Linked DNA regions of Mus musculus: all the other regions are linked to region 2. A link is a loop called in an ENCODE intact Hi-C map of the cell type or tissue named here. Cell type or tissue: left cerebral cortex. All regions are shown on one strand. Region 1 overlaps Gm12996 (a long non-coding RNA gene). Region 2 overlaps Btbd19 (BTB (POZ) domain containing 19). Region 3 holds the start of Urod (uroporphyrinogen decarboxylase).

Region 1 (8,000 bases), 290 kb before region 2:
CAAGGTCGTGGCACTGCGGGAGTTTCCTGCTTTGTAAGTCCGCTAGGTCAGGTGAGGTAGGGGTGAGCTTGGGCTGTGGAAAGCTGAGACCAAGTCGTAGAACAACGCCGAGGCTGCAGGTCTCGACGCTAAACCTAGCGGACTGCAGTAGCTCGCCGGCTTGCTAGTTCTTCCGGGCTCTAGCTCCGGCCGGGTCCGACCCCCGCCCCGGGTCCACCCAGCAGCCCGCTCCTTTAAGGATCAGCCACTCTGAAGCCCTCCTGGGTCCTCTCCGTGCTCTTTTACCTTTCTCTTCCGCCGGAAGCGGCTCCGGAAGATACGGCAGTTTTGGATCCGCCTCCATTCTCTTCGCTTGTCTGCCGAGGGTTGGCCCAGAAAAACCTCAGAGAAGGTGACCTTAGTTTTCCTTCAAGTTGTGCATATACATAGACTATACATACTTACTAAGGAATTAAAACAACAAAACGTACAGAGCCTCATGTAGCCCAGACTGGTCTCTAATGCGTTTTGTAACTGAGATCACTATGTCTGCCTCCAGAGTGCTGGGATTATATGTGTGCACCGCGCTTGGTTTATGAAATGCTGAGGATGGAACTTGGAACCTAAGACCCAATGCGTGCTAGGCAAGCATGCCACAAACGGAGCTACATCCCCAGCCCCAACTTAACTGATTTTTTGCTGTTTTGTTTCTGGAGACAAGGTGTCTTTGTGTAACCTGGGTTGTTCTGTAGACCAGGCTGACCTTGAAATCAGAGACCCTTCTGCCTGTCTCCTGAATGCTTGGATTAAAGGCGGCGTGGCCACCCCTGCCTAGCCCAATTTAACTTTTAAAGTGCACAGTAAGGTGGGAGTAAGAATATTCAAGCCAGGGGAGAGGCATCCCCGATTTCATTTAGTTGTAGAAAGGGCCCCTAAGTGAAAGGAACCAGCAGGAGGGAGGGAAAGAAAGATGGGCTGTGGATATAGCTTCAATGTAAAGGGCCTGCTTCCCTAGCATACTAGAAGTCCCAGCCGGGTTAACACCCCGAACAGCAAAACCAAAACACAATGTCAAATACTGTACAATTCCACTTACATGAAGTCTATTCTGGAGTTGTTAGGATCATAGACACAGATGAATGGTGGCCTCCAGAACTGAGGAGGGGAAATGAGGAGTTGGGATCTTAGGAGTACAGTTTCACTTGCGGTTGTGGTGACCACCCTTGAACAATATCCTGGTTTTATTGTTTCTTTGAAACAGGGTCTAATTCTGTAGCCCAGGCTGGCCTCAACTTCCTGGCAGCCTTCCTAGTCAGCCTTCCAACACTAGGACCACAGGTGGGGGGCACAAAATACATACAGCTCTACATGTGTGTGTGTGCCAGCACGTGTGTGTCACAGACACGTGGAGGACAACTTCCAGGAATTCTCTTCAGGCCTTCAGAGCAAATGTAAGGACAGTTGGGCAACTTAGAGAGACCGAGGATACTGCTCAATGGAAGGACTCTTGGGCCGGGCGTGGTGGCACACGCCTTTAACCCCAGCACTTGGGAGGCAGAGGCAGGCGGATTTCTGAGTTCGAGTTCAGCCTGGTCTACAGAGTGAGTTCCAGGACAGTCAGGGCTATACAGAGAAACCCTGTCTCGATAAATAAATAAATAAATAAATAAATAAATAAATAAAACAAACCAGGATATTGTTCACTTGGCTGGCATGTATGAGGACCCAGGTTCTATCAGTACCACACAAATAATAAACAAACAAACAAACAAATAAACAGTATCTATCTACACAGGCAGGTTAGTACTTTTAATAGAGTACTTTTACTCTAATTGTCTGTAATGTGACTTTTCCGGCCACGCCGACCTATAAGGCTCTGACATCATCAATGAATTTTATGTTGCTCGGTACTCAGTCTTTAGCCCTTACAACCGTGGAAAGGTTTGATATAGTTGACCATTCTCTTCTCCTTGTTTTCCCCAGTTCCATGGTGCCGTGCCCACTCCCCCACTGGCCCTGTTGCATCTCCTCTGCCAGCTTTTGTGTGTCATCTCTTATAGAGGCAGGGTCTCATGTAGCCTTGGTTAGTCTTGAGCTCACTGTATAACTGAGGAAGAAGACTATGAACTCCGGGTCCTCCTGCCTCTACCACCCAAGTGCTGAGCCCTTTGCCTGTTCTTAACTATCCTAGCTCTTCACTGTCCTCCTCCAGATGTCTCTCTTGCTGACATTATTTAGCTGCTCTTCTGGCTTGGATGGGTCTCTCAAAGTCCACCATACCCAACACTGTACTCTTATCCTCTTGGCAGCTGCCTGAGCCAGAGACCTGCACATGCCAGATCCCCTCCTAACACCACAGTCCTCACCTCGAGGTGTGTCCCGGTTCTGTCTCTGTAATGCCTCTGACTCCTCAGAGCTTTCCTCTTCTGTCTCCACTATTTCCCATAACCGAGGCAATAGAGTAATTTGTAACTGCCTTCATGCACTTGAGTAAGAACTGAGAGGCGAGGTCTAGTTTCCTGCCCTGCTTGAAATTCTTCAGTAAAGTCCAACTGTGCTTAGGCTCGGGCTCAGGACAGAACTATTTCCTGTGGCAAATTAGGCCCTGATGAACTTGCCCCCCTTTTTTTTTAAATTGATTTATTTCCCTCTGCTCCCCAACCTTCAAATTAAATGTATTTACTTTGTGCATGGAGTGTGTATAGACTTTAGGTCTGCTCTTGTCGTGTTGCATGTGTGGGGGGCAGAGGACGATCCTGGGGAACTGGCTCTCTCCTTTCATCATGTGGATCCTGGGGAATCAAACTCAGATATTCAGGCTTGGCCGCAGGCCCCCTACCTGCTGATCTGTCTCACTGGCCTGCTCCTGCTTGGTGTTTGTTAGTTTGTTATTAATATTCTCATCCCCCATAATATAATTAGATCCTGTGAGGGTTTTTTTGTTTGTTTATTTTGTTTTTTGTTTTTGGGGGGGGGGATTCGAGACAGGGTTTCTCTGTATAGCCCTGGCTGTCCTGGAACTCACTTTGTAGACCAGGCTGGCCTCGAACTCAGAAATCTGCCTGCCTCTGCCTCCCGAGTGCTGGGGTTAAAGGCGTGCGCCACCATGCCTGGCAATCCTGTGAGATTTTATGCTACCACCCAAGCTCTTGTCTTTGCTGCCTGAATGTTTTCCCTTGGACTGACCTGGTAAACATTTTCTTGATCAGTAGACATCGGCGTAAATCCCAGTTGACTGAAATGTCTTCTCAGATCCTTCGGACTTTTGCTTAGTGTCTAGCATAAGAGTTGGCATGTGTTGAGAGGTCAGTGAATATTTATGAATGAACCAACTAAATAAAGCCCTTAAGGGCCAAATAGGTCGTTCGAAAGTTGCAGTTTTTCATATGACCTCTAGGTGTCACCATTGGCCTCATTTTAACCAGCTCTTGCCCTTGCTTCCAGGAGAGGTGCTGGTCTGGTCTACCCTCCCAGCAAGCTGGGAGGGGTGATGTACAACCCAGATTCTTCCCCGAGATTTGAAATCTCCCTCCTCCCTGGAAAGGCTGCTTTGATAGGGTGGTGACTTACCACCCCAGATTCTTCAGGGCTGAATTTTAGACACTTCAAAGAAAACTGAGTGCTAAACCCAAGAAGGAACCTGGATGGTGATTCGCCAGTGGTGTTCTTCACTTGTTTTTTTTTTCCCCTCAAGGAGACAGAATCTCAGTCTCACAATGAGTACTCTCTTACAGGATAGCCTGGAATTCAGGAGACTGACTGGAAACTCACAAGTTCCCGGAACAATGTTATCCTAGCTTCCCAAGTTGCTTGGGTTACAGGCATGGGCCACAAAGCCAAGCAAAGATCCATGCCTTTAAACTCAGCACTAGGGACGCAGAGATCTACCGATCTCTGTGAGTTTGAGGCCAGTCTGATCTACTAATGAATTATGGCTAGCCAGGACTACATAGCAAAACTGTGTCTCAAAACAAACTGGGGCAATCCCAGATAAATAGAGAAGATTATGTTTATGTCCTGGTTTACATTAATACAACACCTCACCCAGCGTTTGAGTTCCTTAAATGGCTACAACAAAGGCAAGGCAAAACTCCTCTTCTTCCCGGGCATTGTACAATTTATCTATTCATTCAAAAGTTGTATTTTATTTATTATTATTGTTGTTAGTGTGTATACAGTGTGTGTGTGTGTGTGTGTGTGTGTGTATATAGGTTGGAGGCAGCCTTGGGGAGTCAGTTCTCTCCTTCCTCCATGGGTTCTGGGGATTGAACCATCTCAATGGTTTCTCTCTTTTTTTTTTTTTTAAAAGATTTATTTATTGATTATATGTAAGTACTGTAGCTGTCTTCAGACACTCCAGAAGAGGGAGTCAGATCTCGTTACAGATGGTTATGAGCCACCATGTGGTTGCTGGAATTTGAACTCTGGACCTTTGGAAGAGCAGTCGGGTGCTCTTACCCACTGAGCCATCTCACCAGCCCTCAATGGTTTCTCTTAAGTTGAGCTTTGGCTACAAATTCCGTATTAAACAAGAACTGGTTGTGTATAGACTGAGTTCTGACTTGAATGGACAGTGGCCACACAATAGTCTGACAGCCACATATCCACTCCCTGGGACATATAATAAGCCAAATTTCGTATCTTTTCATGTTATAAAACAAAATTCAAACACCCCTCAAACAGTTTTAATTAATTAATCAATCAATCAATCAGTCAGTCAGTCAAGACAGGGTGTCTCTTTGTAGCCTTGGCTATCCTGAAACTTACTTTATAGACCAGGCTGGCCTTGAACTCACAGAGATCCATCTTCCTCTGTACTGGGACTAAGGGTGTATGTTTAGCATTGCCCTGACTTCCTCTGATGATAGATTACAACATGGAAGTGTGACTCAAATAAACCCCTTTCTCCCAGGATGCTTTTAGTCTTGCTGTTTTATCACAACAATAGAAACCTTAAGACAATGATCTTGAGAAAGTCATTTAACCCCTAAATATTAACTTCCTCAACTGATAGAGATAATATGTATACGTCACAAGTTTGTTTTGAGGCCTAAAATTGGCCGAGCTATGTATTTAATGCCATAAACATTTACTGAGCAGTTATTGCTTGGCCAACCAGGCTTAAGTGTCGTTGTAAACAGTGCGAGCTCACTTGGCCCTGTGTGTTATGTGCTTTCATTGTCTGAGCTCTGCAGATGCAAAGGCTGGGGCTGGAGAGCTTTAGTAACTTGCCCGCCACAGTCTCAGAGCTGTCAAACGGTGGGATGGGGTTTTAGACCTGGGCAGTTAGGCTCCAGTTAGTTCCCAAGCACCATCTACTAAGCCAGGATGCCATATGGAGCAGGGCTGAATAATGAATAGCTATTATGCTCATTGTAATTTAGCCTTAAGTGCTTTTTATATCCATGGTGCTAAGTGTTAATTATTAGTGTATTTGGATGCAACATTTATCCTTTTTGTTCCTATTTTTTCCACAGCCATGGCAACAAAGGGCCCTGTACTTTCTATAGAGGAGCACCCTGCCTTTGTCTGATCCAGCCCGGTGCTCCTCTGTCTCTGCAAACAACAAAAGATGTGGCCACCCGGCTGGCTTCCCCGCCCCCACTAGAGCGCTAACCGAGACTGAGGCAGGTACAGCTCAGCAGACCAGGAGCAGGGCTCACAAGTGAGGTCATGCTTAATAAACTTGATTAATTTCTTTGAGCAGCAGCCTTGCAAGAGGACAAGGGTGAAACAAGAGACAGTAATTCATCCTGATTTCGAGGTGCAAGAATACAGCTACAACCAGCAGAGATTTTTGTGAAGATGCTGTTGGGGCCTGGAGAGTCCCCTGGGGCTCAGCCATGGAAGCTGCAGGAAAACTCAGGGACAGGGACATATTTGCTCATGATGGCTTAGTGAAAAGGGAACCCGTACAGGGGACAGAACATGGATCCTCTAAGTCGTTGGACCAAGACACAGTCTCCTGCTTGGATCCCTTGAAATGTGTCCTGAGCATTTTGATCTGATAACAGTAAAGATAATCCTAGCTGCAATACTGTGTATAGAGTGCTTTAAGACAATCTAAGAAAACTGGATATGGTGGCTCACCCCTTTCATCTCAGCACTTGGGGAGGCACAGGCGGATCTCTGTGACTTCAAGGCTAGAGTGAGTTCGAGGACAAGGACAGCAAGGGCTACATAGAGAGACCCTATCTCAAAATGAGAGAGAGAGTGAGAGAGAGAGAGAGAAGTTATATACAACAGGGACTCCAACACCTAGGCCTCTCTTGCAGGCTCACTCCACTCTGAGTTGACTGTATCAGTACCTGAGTTTAGTGGAATGTCTCTTCCAGCAGGCAGGAGGCCTCTCCACAGCAGGACCCAGGACTGACCCAGACTTCCAGCAGAGTTGGAATAGGAAACTGCAGGATCCTGTGTGGCCCTTGCTCTGAGCATGCGCAAGGCCACATGCACTTTTAGCTCCTATCCCCACATCTTGGAGGAAGACCTCTAGAGAAGACACATATTTCTCTCCCTTTCTTCTCTTCCAGCCCAGCTGGTTAGTACAAACCTTTCATATTTTTTCTCATTCTTCTTGCAGGTATTGGTGTAGGAATGAGGCCATGCCGTGGTCTTTCTCGGTGAAATTCATAGGATTGTCTTAGGCACGGTCAGTTGCTTTAGCAGAATATCATAGACTGGACAGCATAAACACGTTTCTTTCAGTTCTGAGTCTGAGATCAAAGCACTTGCAGATTCCGTGTCAGGTGATGTCATGCCTCTGGTGGCCATCTACTTGATAGGATTTCATATGGAATAAAGAGGGCTTGAGAGCAGCCCCGTCCTTTTTGTTAAAGCACTAATCCCATTGATGCAAGTTTTACCCTTCGCCTCGTCTCCCCTCCTCAAAGGCCCCGTCTCCTGACCTTCTTACCTTGGTGGTTAGGATTTTACTTTGGTGGCTATATTTCATCAACAGCAAAGATGCCATTGTGGAGAACTAGGAATCTTGTCCCTCAGCAGTACCCTGCCTTCTAACCCCGGAGACCACGGTAACTCTGGGCTTCCTTCGAAAAGGTAAATCAAGGCCATTATCTGAGCCATTTCAATCACAGTATCCATGACTGTGTAGAGAGCACCCTTACTGATGAGACCAGGGTAGCCTCGTGATTTTTGTGGGCCCCTTCCTAGATTAAAAGGTTCCTTTGTGATGTGAAGGACAGAACCCGGGGGCCTCAGACACAGGCTGGGTGTTCGCTATACTACTGAGGTAGATCCACATCTCCCAAATTAAAAAGAATATTTTGTTACATTCTTAATTATTTATTGTGTATGTATGTGTGTGCGTGTATATGTGTGTGCGTATGTGTGCGTGTGTATGTGTGTGTGCGCGTGTGTGTGTATGTGTGTATGTGTGTGTGTGTATGTATGTGTGTGTGCGTGTGTGTGTGTGTGTGTGTGTGTGTGTGTGTGTGCGTCTGTGTGCCTGCATGCAGGCTGCAGTGCACATGTTACTGCAAGAGGACAACTTGCAGGAGCCACCTTTCCTACCATTCGGGCTCCAGGAATCTAACAGGTCATCCGTCTTTGTGACCAGTGCCCCTCCCTACCTGCTGACCTACCTTCCCAACTCAAGTTATAGTTTGTGACCAAATTGGCATGAAGTTGAAAATATTATAACTAGGACACCATTGGCTTAAGAGATAGCTTTCCTTCAAGCACATTGAAGTATTTTTGCGAATCCTGAGTACTGGAGGCGCCTAACACATCCTAATAGGCTGCCTGGAGAACAGCTCCCAAGCGAGATGCTCATCGTCAGCCCTCACCTTTTGCCTTCTTTGACTTGTTTATTGAAACACGGTCTCACGTAGCCCAAACTGGTCTCGGAATCAAGAGCTGAGGATGACTTTGGACTCTTGGTCTAGCCTCATCGAAGTCAGAGAGGATTTTCCTCAGTCTTGACCTTATAAAAGGCAACATCTGTGATTCTTCGTTGGATCTCAGGACATTACACAAAGTGTGCACTCAAGTGCGCACAC
Region 2 (8,000 bases):
AAACCAAAAAGACTAGCTGGCATGGTGAGGAAGACCTGCAATTTCAGCATTTATGTGGTAGGATTAGAGGTTGTCCTCTACTATGTGGGTTTGGGATTAACCTCAGCCACATGAAATGCTGTCTTTTTTTTTAACATTTTATTTGGTGTTTGGGATGGCATACGGTGTACTGGTGTGTGTTGGTGTGCTATGTTTCTAGTGTGAAGGTCAGAGTCAGCTTTCCTACCACATGGGTCCTGTGGATTGAATTCAGGTTATCAGGCTTGGTGGTAGACACCTTGATCTACTGACACCATCTCAGCAACACAAAAATTGTCTTCTAAAAAATGAAAAGCCAGCGGTGGCACCTGCCTTTAATCCCAGCACTTGAGAGGCAGAGGCAGGCACATCTCTGTGAGTTCCAGGCTATTCTGAGCTACAGAGTTTCAGGATAGCCTGAGCTACACAGAGAAACCGGGCTTGAAAAACAATACAACGAATAAATAAATAGGGGATGGAGAGATGGCTCAGAGATTAAGAGCACTGTCTGTTCTTCCAAAGGTCCTGAGTTCAAATCCCAGCAACCACACGGTGGCTCACAACCATCCGTAATATGATCTGATGCCCTCTTCTGGGGTGTCTGAAGACAGCTACAGTGTCTACCAAATAGTAAATCTTTTAAATAAATAAACGAATCTGTATGACACATTGATGGAAACTTTAGGTGGCCAAGGTTACCACAGACCAAAGAGCAGCATTTCAACCACAGATGCTGTCAGTGTCCTGGGCCCTTCTGTTGGTTAGAAACTAGGAACTTGTACATTTCAAAAGATTTGCCTAATAGTCACAAAGATGTGATGTCACCTTCGGAGGACAATAAATGGCTCTTGTGGGGGCCAAAGATGTTCCAAGATAAAATGGCTCTAGATTTGGAGCATTCCAACCGCCCCACATCATGTGGTCCTGATCACTTAATCAGCCTCGCAGAAGGCGCGGTTCCTTTCAGAAACATTGTTCACAGCTGTGTTGAAAGTTTTTACCCTGATTGCATGATCAGTGTGGTCCTGAAGAATGAAGGTGTCACTAAGCAAGTCCAGTCAGAGCTGAACCCCCAGGCACAGTCAGCCTTGGCCACTGATCTCATCTAGCCTGGGGTGAGAAGTTCCATACTTGTAAAGTCAGCTCAACCTGCGTAGCACCTAGCCCTACTTTACCTTCTGGCTTAGCAGCCTTTCACGGCTCCCTAGTCCTTAGCTTAAACTCAATCCCTTTCCAAGCTCCACTAGGGCTAGCCTCCACTGCCAAACACAGCCTTCTAAAAACACACCACACTTCTGGACAAGAATACTTCACTAATATTTGTATCACCATAACTTTGAACGTGTCATTTCTTCTGCCTAGGACCTGTTTTGTCTGTTTGTTTGTTTCTGAAACAGGGCTTCTCTGTGTAGCTTTGGGTGTTCTGGAACTCTGTAGACAAGGCTGGTCTAGAACTCAGAGATCTGCCTACCTTTACCTCCCGAGTGCTCAGATAAAAGGTGTGCACCCACCCCCATGGCCTGGCTCTACATAGAGTCTTCCTCGACTTCCTTTGTCCTAACCCCAAGCCATCCTTCAAGAAGAACTGGATGCTACTGAGTGTAGCAGCTCACACTGGTAATGTCACTGGTATCCTCGGAAGGCTGAAACAGGAGAACTGCTATGAGTTTAAGACCAGCCTGTGAGTTCAAGGCCAGCCTGGTGGATGTAGTGATTTCAACAATCAGGGCTAAACAGAGAGACCCTTTCTCAAAATCCAAGAAAATAAAAAAAGTAGCAGAGATGAGACCTGCACAAGGGGTAGTAATACGGCTCCTGTGTGGTCCGGCTACTGCCTGAGAGCTGTCCTGTGCTGCTCAGTCTAAATGGGGTGCTCTGCCCCTCTCTGAAAACAAAACAGTAACATTAGAAGCAACAATTTACCAAACCCAGACCCTAGGAGGGAAGACAGAGCTAGGTCCCAGTCAAGCAATTGTCAAGAGAACCAGGGAGAACAGTGGCTGCGGTCCAGGGTTCCACTCGGTCAGTTCTGTTTACCAACATTCCCAAAGTTGATTTACCAAACCAGAAACTTGAATGCTGACATTAAAGCTGTGTAACATCATGCTCAGTTTATTTTTTGAAACAGGTCTCACCTTGTAACTAACCTAGGCTAGCCTCAAACTGCTGATCCTCCTCCGTCCACTTCCCAAGTGCTGACATTTACCTATGTATGCCGCCATGCTATGCTTGCCTCGCAGAACACATGTCCAGAAGACAGCCTGCATGAACAAAAGCTTTCTATCCTCAAGGAAAAGGATGGGTGCTTTAAAGCAATCTGAAGACTCTCCAAGCTCCCAAAAATAATTTAGAGGCCGGGCGTGGTGGTGCACGCCTTTAATCCCAGCACTCAGGAGGCAGAGGCAGGCGGATTTCTGAGTTTGAGGCCAGCCTGGTCTACAAAGTGAGTTCCAGGACAGCCAGGGCTACACAGAGAAACCCTGTCTCAAAAAAACCAAAAAAATAAAATAAAATAAAATAATAATAATTTCAAAAGCCTTTTCATCACAATACAGCAAAGCTAATGGAAGCGCAGTATTAGTACAGATTAGTACATGGCTTCTAAAGTTGATGTAAAGGAAGCAAAAGCATGGAACAGGCAAGCAAGCAGCAAATTACTTTCAGTGTTCATGATCCAAAGAAGGGTGCCAGGAGTGGTCCCACTGGGCAGCCACCTTTTCCATCTTGACAGAATACAAATATTCATCTTTAATTCATAAGCAATATATTTTTATGTAAAGCCAGAATTAGGAGCGATAGTACACGCCTTTAATCTCTGTACCAGGGAGGCAGAGGCAGTCGGAGCGCAGTGAGTTCAAAGCTAGTCTGTCCTAAATAGCTCTAGGTCAGATGGGGTTACAGTGAGAGATTGTCGACAACCCATCCCACCCCCCAATAATTCTGGAACTCCCAAACGCAGAGTTTAGGATTGCTAAATCTCAAGGAAATTTTGTAGGCTGTCCTGGAAAGCAGTATGGACGTTAAAGGGCTCAGGAGGAAAAGCTTGACAATCAAAGCGATGGGACCATCATAGGGATGGATACTGTCCCCTGACAGAGAAAGGAGTGAGGGGCACTGGCTAGGGTAACAGCAGAAGAGACCCTAGAAGGGAGAAAAGGCATGAGGTAGGCAAGAATGAGGTCCGGGTTCCAGATCCGCACAAAAGATTAACACTATTTCCAGGGTTGGGAAAGATGGTGAGAAGCTCGAATTTGCGCTGAGCCTGAAGCTGATTTGTTAAAGAGGATGAGCTACATAGAGATCGCGTCATCCGAGTAGAGGGGCGTAGAGGAATGATCGACTTGCAGAATGCCGCATGAGCTTATGCAACAAAGGCCACCCTCGTTTCCGGTCTCAGGACATCACCCAAGCCACAACTTTGGGCCCATTGCGCAATCCCTACTCTTCCACAGAGGCTTAGGTTTCACTCTAGACGCAGAGCGGTCCTTCCCGTATCCGGCGGCTGAGCTTGCTGGGAGCGGAAGCCCACCTCCAACGCAGAGCACCTCGGGAGCTGTAGTTTGGGATGTAGTCAACTTCCTGGGAAGGTCCGGAAGTGGATCATTTGAAACGAAGGTCCAGAAAGCGATGGTGATCCCGGGGCCGGGTACCCCTCCGCCGGCGGCACGGCGCGCTCCGGGCCGCATCTCCTCTCCGTAGGGCGTGACACTTCCATGCCTCCACAATCTGTTCAACCTGTAGGGGAAAGCGGGTCACCACGCAGACCGAAGTCCCAAGCCTCCCGCCCTTGCTCCTCGTTCCCACGTGGCAGAGTGGATCTGAGTTTGGTTACTGGCGTCCGCACCGGGATGAGCGGTTCCCGTCGGTTCTGCTCTTCCAGGGCGCTTAGCTCCGCCGGGGCAAGCAAAGCCAGTCTCAGCTCTCGGACCACTGGAGCTGCCACCTCAGCCACGGGTTGCTCTAACACCGCCTGTGGAAGCGAGCCTTGAGCACGTGCCTGCTGCCCGCTTACAGAGTTCCCGTGGCCTGCACCGTTTCGGTGTCCTCGCCCTCCCCCCAGGTCCCACTCACGGCGCCCACGCGTGCCCAGCTTCGGGCTGCCTGGACTAGCTCAGTCTCATCCACGCAGAGCTTGTCACTGCGTAGCACAGGCAGCAGCGCGGTGGCGGACAGCTCCAGAAAGCCACGGGTGCGGAGCGCCTCCTATGGGCCGGTGTGTCGGTCAGGGCAGAGAAAAAATGGCATGGGGGGGCTACAAGTTACAAGTATAAGGATGGGGAGTTGTACCTGGCTGTGAGCTTCTATAAAGGCTATGCACCGCTCCTGTAGTGACCCCAGGCCAAAGGTTACAGCAACCTGAGAGCAGAGTATGATTAGGCTAGAGACTGAAGAAGCTGGATAACCCAGATTTGCACACAAGGTACTGCCACTGAGCACAATCTAAACAGAAGGCTAGCAGCACCTGCAGTGTCTCCTGAAAGTAGGCAAAGTGCCTTGTGCAGAGCACACAGGTGTGGGGTAGAGGAGACCATGTTCAGGTCTTTCAAACTCCATCTTTGAGCCCAAGCTTGGCTTCTAAACTCCACACCCCCACCTTTCTACTATCCATGTTTAGAATTGTTTTGTTGTTGTTTTTCAAGACAGAGTTTCTCTAGGTAACCTTGGTTGTCATGGAACTCACTCTGTAGTCCAAGCTGGCCTTGAACTCAGAGATCTACCTGCCTCTGCTTGGATTAAAGGCATGCACCACCATCTTTCAACCTCTTTTTTCCCACTCTTAATAGATCACTATGTAGCCCTGGCAGGTCTCGAACTCTGGCTTCTGCTTTCCAAGTACTGGAGTTAAAGGTGTGTGTCATCACACCTGCCTTTCCCAGCCTATTCGTCCTACATATGACCTTACTGATATACTCTGTACCCTACAGATCTGAGCACAGGCAGAATTTCTTTCATAAGCATATCCTTGAGCACATATTGTTCTTTAACAGACAGACCAGTCCGGGCTTCTGACGGAGGAGGCCATTCTATAGGCCATTGGAGGACCACATTCTAAACATCAGATTCATCCACAGGGCTGCTCATCAGTACTCACCTGCAGAGCCTCACAGACCAGCTCCACATCCAACACCTTCACCACAAACTCCAGGCAGAGCTGGGGACAGAAATGAAGCGACCTGTGTGCCGGTGTCAAGACTCCAAGTCCTATCCCAGAAACAATGGAGCTTGGAGCAATGACTCATTCAGACTCCCAGCAGCCCCAGCGCCACCTTGAGCGCCCAGATTTGGAAAACAGATGCAATTGTTCAGACCTGTAATTTAGCAAGCCCAGAGGGCCTGGAGGCCAGCAAAGCACCTTCTGGTACACTTGTCTCTGGTAAAACTCATCCAAAAACTCCAGTCTCTTCCTCCAAAAAGGCACTGGGCAGTGCCAGCTGTCCCTTCTCAGGGCCACCTACCTCTTGTGGACTGCCATTTCCTCCTCGGCCACACCCTCTGGATTTCTGCACTGATCTGACAGGCCCTTTCCTTTCCCTCTTCTCTCAGTCCCTTTCCCTTGCCAAAAACTTTCAATGAATCTCCACTATCCTTGCGTCAAAAGTCCAGGGAAGGAAGAGTTGAGACAGGGTCTTGCTGTGTAGCCCTGGCTGGCTTAGAACTCACTCTGTGGACAAGGTTAGCCCTGAGCTTAGAATTATCCTCCTCTATTCTGCCTACTGGGTGCTGGATATATAGGTACATACCACCACCACACCTGGCTGGTGCTAGGAATTAAACCCAGAGCCTATAGTATGCTAGGCAAGTGCTCTGCCACTGACCTACACTCCCAGCCTAAAGCCCCGATTCTTTTTTTTTTTTTTTTCCTTTTTTTGGACAGAGTTTCTCTGTGTAGCCCTGGCTGTCCTGGAACTCACTCTGTAGATCAGGCTGGCCTTGAACTCAGAAATCTGCCTGCCTCTGCCTCCCAAGTGCTGGGATTAAAGGCGGGCACCACCAACGCCCGGCAAGTCCCGATTCTTGAAGCACCTGTGTGAATCAGCTTCCTGGTACCCTTCCCAGCTCACCCCACACCCAAGTTCCCAGTCCACCACACAGCTAAGGAGTTCCTTGAGTGTCCTGTGACTGTAATGTCATCTTCCCACCCCTGAACAAAACCCTATTTGTTCTTCCAGCTCTGACACAAAGGTTTCCTTCTCCAAGAATCTCTCTCCACACATCAGCTGTTTGCCCATCACACTTAGACCCCTACTTTTAAGTCTAGGGTTTTGAGACTCTTACTCTGTAGCTCAGGCTAGCCTGGAACTCCTTAGGTAGTTCAGGCTGGCCTTAACCTTGCCATCCTCCCTAAGCCAGAAGCACAAAGCCTCCATATATGTTAAGCATTTTCATGTCTCTCCTTCCATTCAATCATGGGCCAAAGCCAATTCACCGTTGCACTGAAGAACCAGCCATAAATACTTCCTGTGCTCACTCAGCACACACTGAGCATGTACAGATCCTGTGTACACAGAGAGCTATCATACTCTGTGTGAGAAGGTCAGACTATGAAGGAGACGATGAACTGAAAGGCAAGGGAGACAAGATGGCTTGCCTGAGACACTCACCTCTCGAAGTTCCTCCAGCCCATATTCCACAGCTGTTGTCAGCACCTCCAGCACCTGCGGGGGGGGGGGGGGGGCGAGGAGGGAGAGGGGAGTGGCTGAGGGAGCAGAAGGGAGTTTCCCCCACCCCTCAACCCACAGCATAATGGGCATCCTTCTGACTCGGGCATCCTCATCTTCTCTCCCACCCAGACCTCTGCTTGGTAGGCTCACAGAGTGTTGGTGCAGCTTGACACTGTTGGTGTATAGGAACTCCAGCACAGCTAAGAAGGCTTCGGCAGGCACAGTGCTTAGCACCACAGGACTAGGTACCCCAGGGCCCAAAAGTCTCTGGAAGAAGTTACATCTACAGGCCAACAAGCACCGGTGGGCAAATACCTCTTGCCGTTCTTGACCAACCACAAAGCAAATATCACTGTGGAAGAGAGGGAGGGCCAGGGGAGGGGATCTCAGACCTAGATCACACTGTTGGCTTTACCTCTGTCACACTAGGGCTTCTTTTTGTGTGAGGTCAAAGCCTACATCTGGAAGACACAAGCCTGTGCTCTAGTCTCAGTTCCACTCGGTGACTTTATATCTTTGACTCTAAGACTTTTCAGCCATGATGGCAGGTCTCAAGGGAGTGGACTATGCTTGGTTCACAGGGGGCGGGGGGATGGGGGGGTAGGGGGATAGCAGAGCTCATGCAAGCCAGGTTGATGTCTCCCCAGTCTGAATCTTGGGGGAGAGGACACTCCTCTTGGGACGCCTTCACCAAATGCCAACTCAGCATTTTTACCCTTCTTCCTGTGGGAGGGTGTGAGGATGTGGGGTACAGAGCACACTGACTGCAGACAGACATGACAGTGATCACCATCATGAGGTGAGACCACATTTTCCATCTTCATAATCACTTCCGGCCCCAGCCTCTGTGTTAAGTAGGGGTAGGAGGCAGCAGCGAGCGCTTCAGCTTCCAAAGCCTCCTGCCTAAGGCTCCACTCTTCAGGCCAGACTGTGGCACCCTGTCCTCAAAAAACCGAGAATTATGGCAGTCTTAACCCTGGGGAGCAGGGCAGCCTCTGAGAGTCTGGGGATGGGAAACAGAGTTCTTGTCTCCCATGACCAGCCCTGCCCCCAGTGAACTCTATTCCTGGTTTCAGACAGCACTAGTCTCTTGGGCAAGCAGTGGGTGGTCGGAAACCTTGAACTACTTCCTGTCTGGGTCTCCGGCTCGATCCTTTGGGCTTCGTTCCTCTTATGAATCGCTAGAGCCATCCATACCTCTGTCTCTTCAAGATAAGACGTTCCAGTGCTCAGTCGAAAGCCCAATGGGGGTGAATCAAATCATAACCCATCTTTCAGGGCCGAGGGGGTGGAGGAGAAGCCAGAGAACTCAGGCATTGC
Region 3 (8,000 bases), 120 kb before region 2:
CCTCTCTCAGGGGTCGCATATCAGATCTCCTGTATACCAGATATTTACATTACAATTTACAACAGTAGGAAAAGTACAGCTATGAATTAGCAACAAAATCATTTTATAGTTGGGGGTCACCACACCATGAGGAACTGTATTAAAGGGTCACAGTATTAGGAAGGTTGAAAACCACTTAGATACTCTAACCAGATCATTGGAGGAAAAGTAACATCCCTGCTTTCTCCAGTTTGGGAAACCATTTACCTATTTGTCCCTAAAGACTCACCTGAGCACCAGCAGCCACTTGTCCTATTAGGTATGGGACCAGAACATCAGTGAGTATGCCAAGCAGCTTGTGACTGGCCTGTGGCCTTTGGTAGAGCCATCGTTTGGCCTGAGCCATGGTGCTTGAACTGCCGCCTTCAACCATGTATGTCATTAGGGTCCACTACAAAAAGATGAGGACGGCAGACACAGGATCCCTTGTCTATTCCAGACCTAGGAGCCTGACCTCTCCATGCTCCCATCCACACCCCTGGCCGCATTACCGGAGCACCAGCAAAGCCAATTAGTGGCACACGTCCGGCCAGCCGTTGTCGAGTAAGGGTGATGGCTTGGAACACATAGCCTAACTCTGAAGCCGCTGCTGCTGGATCCCGTAGACGCTCTAAGTCCCGCTCTTCTCTTAATGGCTCTGGAAAGCTGGGTCCTTTGCCAGGTACCATGGTCACCTCCATGCCCAATGCCTTAAGGGGGATAAAATATATGGGTACACAGCCTGGAACTCAGAGGTTTCTGTTCAACGTATGCAACAAAGAAAAGACTAAAACCTCCTGCAAACTCCATCCCTAGCGTTTGCCGCTTCCCCGTTATGTATTTAAACCTGACAAGACAGAGGATTTCCAATGAGTGCCTTCCTCCCTCTCCCCTCTTTTTTTAAAGTCCACAATCCAGGATCAGGATTGAGTACCTGGGGTACAACAAGGATGTCAGAGAAAATTATGGCAGCATCCAGAGGAAACCTTCGTAGTGGCTGCAGGGAATAGCAAGTAGGTTAGTAAGGAGACACACTGGGGGCATGAACCCCACCCTGGTTCGTGGGGCCCTCACCTGTAGAGTCAGTTCACAGCAAGCCTCGGGAGATCGGCAGGTGCTGAAGAAGTCCTGGGCAGCCCTGGTTTCCCTAAACTCTACAAGGGGAGATGGAGGACAGGACTCAGCCACAAGGTCTTCCAAAGTTACTATCTTCTCCTATCTTCACCATCTAGAATTTCAGGTTTTATCTAGACCACAGCTTTGCCCCTGACCTGGTAAGTAGCGGCCTGCCTGTCTCATGCACCAAACGGGAGTATAGTCTGTTTCCTCTCCCCAGGCTGCTCTCAGGAACGTGTCATTCTTCAGCTCCGGGAAATTCTGGAGTCTGGAGATCAGGTGAAAGGTACAGGTAGGAGTAAATGTCATTATGCTAGACTGGGATTCGGGGAGGGCACCGGTCCAGTCAGGCCGTTATCTGCCTACTCCAGACCAGCTTGCAAACCATGGCTCCCCGCCCACCGCCTCCCCTCTATCAAGTGGCGCACAAGCTCCCAGGAGGAGGGCCCCACTAGGGCCTCTTTCCTACACATTTGTCCACTTTCCCAAACTCAAAGAAACTGGAGGGACTAGAGAAGTGGAATGAAGATCCAGTAAGGGGATTAGGGGAAAGGAGTTAATTTGGGGAACCGAGCGGCAAGCATGAGAAGCTGGGATCCCCAAAACGAGAAAGGATCAAAGCTGATGGTCCCAGGTGCTAGTTAGAAGTTCTGAGTCACCTCGAAAGAAAGTCTCGGGACGCAGTCCCGCACGGTAGTCCCTGGAATGGAGACTGCGGGAAGAGGGGGGGGCAGGGAGCGGGAAAGGTTCTGTTCCATGACTGCAAGATTTGGAATCTCAGCGACTTGGGTTCAGACTTGGAGAGCTCCAATAAAAATAAGAGTTTAAGGACATATCCCTGAATTGGAAGACTCGGATCAGAAAGTAACGTAGCCACAAGCGCGTGCAGCAGAAAACTCACCCGAACCCGTTCGCCTCCATGGTAAACAGTAACTGAGCGGTCTCCGCTTTAATCTGAGGCTCCGCCCCGACACCCCAGTCCCCGCCCCTTCCTGAAGAGAACCCTGGGCGGCGCCATATTGAGAACCACGTGACCGATCCAGTGACAGCTGTGGGGCTGCCCTCCCTGCTGCCCGTAGGACCCAAACAATTTTTTACCGTAAAGTCCACTGTTGCGACGCAGTAGCAAATGCCCCAAAGAAATGACTTCCCAATACATGTTAAAACTTTTCTCATCTGTGGTATAGAAGACTTAGTACAAGCCTCGCTCTCACTCCAGTCCATGAGTCTCACAATGTCGTCTAGCTGTATAGAAACCGAAGATTTTAGGCTCTACATTTACACTACTAACCAATTTGTAGAAGTGGTAAGAGTGCTGAGCAGGACAGGAACTGCTCTAGCAATCGTCTAGGAAGCCAAAATCGCATTTAAGTGGGCAACGATTATTAGTCTCCTGGAATTAGAAACAACAAATAGCATCTATCCAGAACGATTGTACATTCCTATCAGTGACTGGAAAAGGGGTCATTCTACCAAACATTTTAGTCACACGCCCCCTAGGATAGTTGAACAATTTTTATAAGATTTCTCAAGCCTGGTGTGGTGGCTCACGCTTTCAATCCCAGCAGTCGGATGGTAGAGGTGCGAGGATCTTTGAGTTTGAGGCTAACCTGATCTACAGACTGTAGTGAGTTCCAGGACAGCCAGGACTACACAGAGAAACAAAACAACACAATAACAACAAAAAGATTTCTTCAAATGTAATATTCGTTGGGGACGGGGAGACAAAGACAGGACTCCAAATCATCAGAGTGGGTCGAATAAAGACTGAACAAGGATAGTAGCACTCGGTGGCGGGTTACAAAATAGGAACACCTGACACTATGGTGGTAATAGGTTGTGCATTTAATCTAAAACATACGGTAAGGTAGGGTGGGAGGTGGGGCCGGGTGTGGTGGGAAGCTCTGCTTGCTGTCCCCTGGCTGCGGCCGGCCAGGGTTTCCCTGGACGAGTCTCACTTCAGCGGCTTCGCTATGGCCGGCCCTGGCCCCGGCGCGGCGCTTGAGTCCCCGCGGCAGCTCCTGGGTCGCGTGCGCTTCCTGGCGGAGGCGGCGCGGAGCCTCCGGGCCGGGCTGCCACTGCCTGCGGCGCTAGCTTTCGTGCCGCGGGAAGTGCTCTACAAGCTGTACAAGGACCCGGCGGGACCCTCGCGCGTGCTGCTGCCCGTGTGGGAAGCAGAGGGCCTGGGGCTGCGTGTGGGAGCCGTGGGCGCTGCCCCGGGCACAGGCTCTGGACCCCTGCGCGCCGCCCGTGACAGTATCGAGCTCCGGCGCGGCGCCTGTGTGCGCACCACTGGCGAGGAGCTGTGCAACGGCCACGGGCTCTGGGTGAAGTTGACCAAGGTGCGCCCCGGATGGCAGGGACCCCACAAAAGACCCCCTGGATCTAGCCAGAGCCCTGGTTGTTCCGCCCCCTTATCCCATAATGAGCTGGCATTGCTTTCCGTGCTCTTTGCCCCGGGCTGGGCTGGGCGAGCAATTGAGTTGATTTCTGTCCCCATCTGACTCGTCCCTGCAGGAGCAGCTGGCCGAACACCTGAGTGACTGTAGTCTGGACGAAGGCTGGCTTCTAGTGTGTCGACCAGCAGAGGGCGGAGCCCGCCTTGTACCTATTGACACTCCCGACCACCTGCAGCGGCAGCAGCAGCTATTTGGCGTGGACTACCGGCCGGTGCTCAGGTCCTGCAACTCAAAGGACGCTATTTGGTGTCTGGCGGATGCGGAGGGTTTCGAAACACAACCAAAATCTAAACCTTGGGTTGTGTGAGAGAGAGAGATTTGGGTGGAGGTGGGGTAAGAACTGGCAGAGATGAGACCTGAAGGGGGATGAGGCTTCTAGGCTTGGAGCTAGAACTCCAAGGCTCCAGATCCTGAAGGTGGTGTCCTGTTTCCCCGTACCTCCCTCCTCATTTACTCCACTCTGTGCCTACAGATGGGAACAGGTAGTGGACCTGACCTATTCACATCGCCTGGGATCCAGGCCTCAGCCAGCAGAGGCATATACAGAAGCTATACAAAGGCTACTGTGAGTTATCTGGAACGGGGTGGGAGAGGAGGGAGCAGGGCCTGAATCCAACCTAATTAGGGGCTTGGGGCTATTTAGCTATGTGCCCCCAACATGGACATATGAGTGCGACGAGGACCTGATCCACTTCTTATATGACCACCTGGGCAAAGAAGATGAGAACCTGGGTAGTGTGAAGCAGTATGTGGAGAGCATAGATGTTTCTTCCTATACGGTGGGTACTGGACTCCTCCTGTGCCTAGATACAGTCACATCCCTCAATGCTAGGTCCAGAACTCCCATCACCAAACTAGGGCCAAACCCATGTCCCCATAGACCATACTTAGTCCCACTACCCTTGGAACCCCTCTAAGGACCCCAGACACCCTTCCTATCCCACACCCACTCCAACTCTGCTGTTTCTGTTCCCTGACCCAACACACATGCCCAGTGTGACAGCACCTCTCTGCCCTTACCTTAGGAGGAGTTCAATGTGTCCTGCCTGACAGATAGCAACGCAGATACCTACTGGGAGAGTGATGGGTCCCAGTGCCAACACTGGGTACGGCTTACCATGAAGAAAGGCACAATTGTCAAGTGAGTGGGCTCTGGGCATGACAGGGTGGATGAGCCATGTGCTGCGGGTGCCTAGAGACTCATTCAGATACATACTCTGGGTCCTCAGGAAGCTGCTACTCACAGTGGATACCACAGATGACAACTTCATGCCGAAACGGGTAGTAGTCTATGGGGGTGAAGGGGACAACCTGAAGAAGCTGAGTGACGTGAACATTGATGAGTGAGTAAGCTGTCCTGGGGGCGGGGGCGGGACCAAGCTTAGCTTGAATGGAACCCCAGAGGTTCCTGAAGGCCTGTGGCAGCAAATACCTGAACTGCTTTATACTTGGCTCCTAGGACCCTGATCGGGGATGTCTGTGTATTAGAGGACATGACCGTCCACCTTCCAATCATTGAGATCCGAATCGTTGAGTGTCGAGGTAGGGCTCAGGACTATAAGGAGTTTCAGGATATGGGTGAGGGCAGGCTGATAATGTGGAGAGGAGAGAAGAGAGTGGACTTGGAGTTAGGGTAAAGCTTCGTGTCTTAGTCGGGGTTTTTATTCCTGCACAAACATCATAACCAAAAAGCAAGTTGGGGCACCAGGCGTGGTGGCACACGCCTTTAATCCCAGCACTTGGGAGGCAGAGGCAGGCAGATTTCTGAGTTCGAGGCCAGCCTGGTCTACAAAGTGAGTTCCAGGACAGCTAAGGATATACAGAGAAACCCTGTCTCGAAAAACCAAAAAAAAAAAAAAAAAAAAAAGCAAGTTGGGGAGGAAAGGGTTTATTCGGCTTACATATTCACAATACTGTTCATCACCAAAGGAAGTCAGGACTGGAACTCAAGCAGGTCAGAAATCAGGAGCTGATGTAGAAGCCATGGAAGGATGTTCTTTGCTGGCTTGCTTCCCCTGGCTTGCTCAGCCTGCTCTCTTATAGAACCCAAGACTAGCAGCCCAGAGATGCACCACTCACAAGGGGACCTCCCCCCTTGATCACTAATTGAGAAAATGCCTTACAGTTGGATCTCGTGGAGGCATTTCCCCAACTGAAGCTCCTTTTTCTGTGATAACTCCAACCCGTGTCAAGTTGACACAAAACTAGCCAATACACTTCGAGACCAAAGATAGTATACAGTGCTGGGTATAAGCCAACCTTAGAGCCGTAGAGGTGGTTGGGCTCATCTGAAAGGAGCTGAGTTGGGATCCACAGGCATCCCAGCAGCATAGAGATGGAATGAATATATTGAATTGTGATAGAATCTCTGAAGCCTCCGTAGTTAACAGTGACAAAATGCCCACTGCTGGGAGCCATTCCCAGGTCTGAGGGCCAAGAAAACAGCAGGCTCAGTAAAGGGCCATATCCTGACTCCCCCCATCCACAGATGATGGGATCGATGTCCGTCTTCGAGGGGTAAAGATCAAGTCATCTAGACAGCGGGAGCTGGGGCTGAATGCAGACCTGTTCCAGCCGGCCAGTCTGGTGCGATATCCACGCCTGGAAGGCACTGACCCAGAAGTACTATACCGCAGAGCTGTCCTTCTGCAGAGGTAGGTATGGTCCTGACCCTGCAGGCCTCCCTTCCTCGCCTAAGCCTTGGGAATCTGCATGGAGGAGGCCCCAAAGTCTGGTAAAATAAGTTATTCTGCTTCGAGGGCCAGAGCACCTCCTGAGCCTCCCTTCTGTCCCTGTGGATTAGACACTGGGGTCTTACACCATGCCAAATTCTTTATCTTACCACACTACCATAGATTCATCAAAATTCTGGACAGTGTCCTGCACCACCTAGTACCTGCATGGGACCACACCCTGGGCACCTTTAGTGAGATTAAGGTGAGTCTGGGCCTGCAATACTTACGGGGCATTGGGCTGCTTGCCTAGTTTTCATTATTATTATTTTTTTTTTTTTTAGATTTACTTAATTATTTTATTTATATGAGCACACTGTAGCTGTCTTCAGACATACCAGAAGAGGGCATCGGATCCCATTACAGATGGTTGTGAGCCACCATGTGGTTGCTGGGAATTGAACTCAGGACCTCTGAAAGAGCAGTCAGTGCTCTAAACCACTGAGCCATCTCCCCACCTCCTTGGTTCTTTTTTTTTGGGGGGGGGGGCGGGGAGGACTGCCAGGGCTATACAGAGAAACCCTGTCTCGAAAAACCAAAAAAAAAGAAGAAGAGGAGGAGGAAAAGTAACTCCTCCGTTAGGTGGGCAGCTGTGCCCTGAGGGTCCCCGAGCTCCACATGACAAAGGAACCCATACAGCTAGCTGTGAGTGTGACGTGAGGCTAGAAACTGGCTGACGGGAAGCACAGTCTCTTCTCAAGAGATTTGTGTAGCAGGCTGTGAAGTAGGGATTTTTCTCTGGTCAGTGGAAGTCTCAGAAAGCTTGTGAGAATGTTAGATTTGTATTGTTGTTCCAAATTTCCCCTTCATGGTTAGTTTAAAGGAAAAACTATAGGCAAGAACAGAACGGACTAGACATAGACTGCAATGGGGGAGTTGGGTCTAGGCGTAGAAAGTCCCAGAGCCTACACGTAAGCCGATTGCCCACTCATTCCGCCCTGGCCACCTTTCCTCCAGCAAGTGAAACAGTTCCTACTGTTGTCACGCCAGCGGCCCAGCCTGGTAGCACAGTGCCTGCGTGATTCAGAAAGCAGCAAGCCCAGCTTCATGCCGAGGCTGTACATCAACCGCCGCCTTGCCATGGAACACCGTGCCTGCCCTTCTCGGGACCCTGCCTGCAAGAATGCAGTCTTCACCCAGGTCTGGACCAGACTGAGGGAGGGTCAGTAAAGGGCGGAAGGAAGAGAGAGTTGGGCAAGAATAGGGACAGCTCTTTATCGCAGGCTTCCTACAGCTCCCACTCCTTCCCACCTTCTCTTGCTCCCCAGGTTTATGAAGGTCTCAAGCCTTCTGACAAGTATGAGAAGCCCTTGGACTACAGGTATGGCGTGAGGGTAAAAGATGGCACACAGTGCCTGCTGCTTCTCGCTGCCACACTCTGTGGTCCTTCTCCTAGCTGGTCTCTGGGCCTGCTAATGTGCCTGAGGCCAGCCCTGGCATAGTGGAAATCCATCATCCCTGTTTACAGGTGGCCCATGCGCTATGACCAGTGGTGGGAATGTAAATTCATTGCGGAAGGGATCATTGACCAAGGTGAGGCCTTGACATGGGTTCCGACTATTGACTATTAGGGTGTTAGAGCCTCGGGACTCTGAGGTGCCCAGCTGAGAGCATTTGTCATTTCAGGAGGTGGCTTCCGTGACAGCCTGGCAGATATGTCAGAAGAACTGTGCCC

What was found. A loop is a pair of places that touch in the nucleus more often than their neighbours do. Peaks named below come from ENCODE experiments on the same cell type or tissue, not always from the same donor. Only the 100,000 strongest peaks of a DNase experiment are listed, where the experiment ranks them.
Region 1: it touches region 2 in a loop (2.4-fold over the local background); 17 of 42 quality-filtered maps call a loop at or near these places.
Region 3: it touches region 2 in a loop (4-fold over the local background); 20 of 42 quality-filtered maps call a loop at or near these places.

The regions. Positions count from the first base shown.
Region 1 is chr4:116,824,592-116,832,591 of GRCm38, forward strand. Gm12996 (a long non-coding RNA gene) reads left to right here. Exons shown (of 3, transcript XR_376562.3): 1 at 1-391; 2 at 5,457-5,610; 3 at 5,687-6,014. Among named protein-coding and RNA genes, the nearest start is that of Gm12996, 4.1 kb to the left of the region's middle. In left cerebral cortex, a CTCF peak has its summit at 3,371 (motif pointing right); DNase peaks (open chromatin) are centred at 311 and 3,385; H3K4me3 peaks cover 1,004 bases; H3K27ac peaks cover 983 bases.
Region 2 is chr4:117,117,109-117,125,108 of GRCm38, forward strand. It overlaps Btbd19 (BTB (POZ) domain containing 19), which reads right to left. Exons shown (of 8, transcript NM_001384196.1): 2 at 6,831-7,032; 3 at 6,621-6,674; 4 at 5,111-5,170; 5 at 4,306-4,374; 6 at 4,090-4,221; 7 at 3,863-3,988; 8 at 2,111-3,753. The coding sequence ends at 3,619. It also overlaps a transcript of Tctex1d4 not described here. Among named protein-coding and RNA genes, the nearest start is that of Btbd19, 4.5 kb to the right of the region's middle. In left cerebral cortex, a CTCF peak has its summit at 4,224; DNase peaks (open chromatin) are centred at 3,493, 4,147 and 7,785; H3K4me3 peaks cover 1,558 bases; H3K27ac peaks cover 2,564 bases.
Region 3 is chr4:116,992,296-117,000,295 of GRCm38, forward strand. Urod (uroporphyrinogen decarboxylase) reads right to left here and starts at 2,118. Exons shown (of 10, transcript NM_009478.4): 1 at 2,036-2,118; 2 at 1,290-1,402; 3 at 1,093-1,172; 4 at 953-1,015; 5 at 531-728; 6 at 269-430. The coding sequence starts at 2,055. Hectd3 (HECT domain E3 ubiquitin protein ligase 3) reads left to right here and starts at 3,039. Exons shown (of 21, transcript NM_175244.4): 1 at 3,039-3,476; 2 at 3,652-3,812; 3 at 4,066-4,158; 4 at 4,237-4,372; 5 at 4,619-4,734; 6 at 4,823-4,936; 7 at 5,053-5,135; 8 at 6,082-6,247; 9 at 6,449-6,530; 10 at 7,283-7,465; 11 at 7,594-7,646; 12 at 7,794-7,858; 13 at 7,952-8,000. The coding sequence starts at 3,108. In left cerebral cortex, a CTCF peak has its summit at 3,725 (motif pointing right); DNase peaks (open chromatin) are centred at 1,575, 2,152, 3,049 and 3,682; H3K4me3 peaks cover 2,796 bases; H3K27ac peaks cover 925 bases.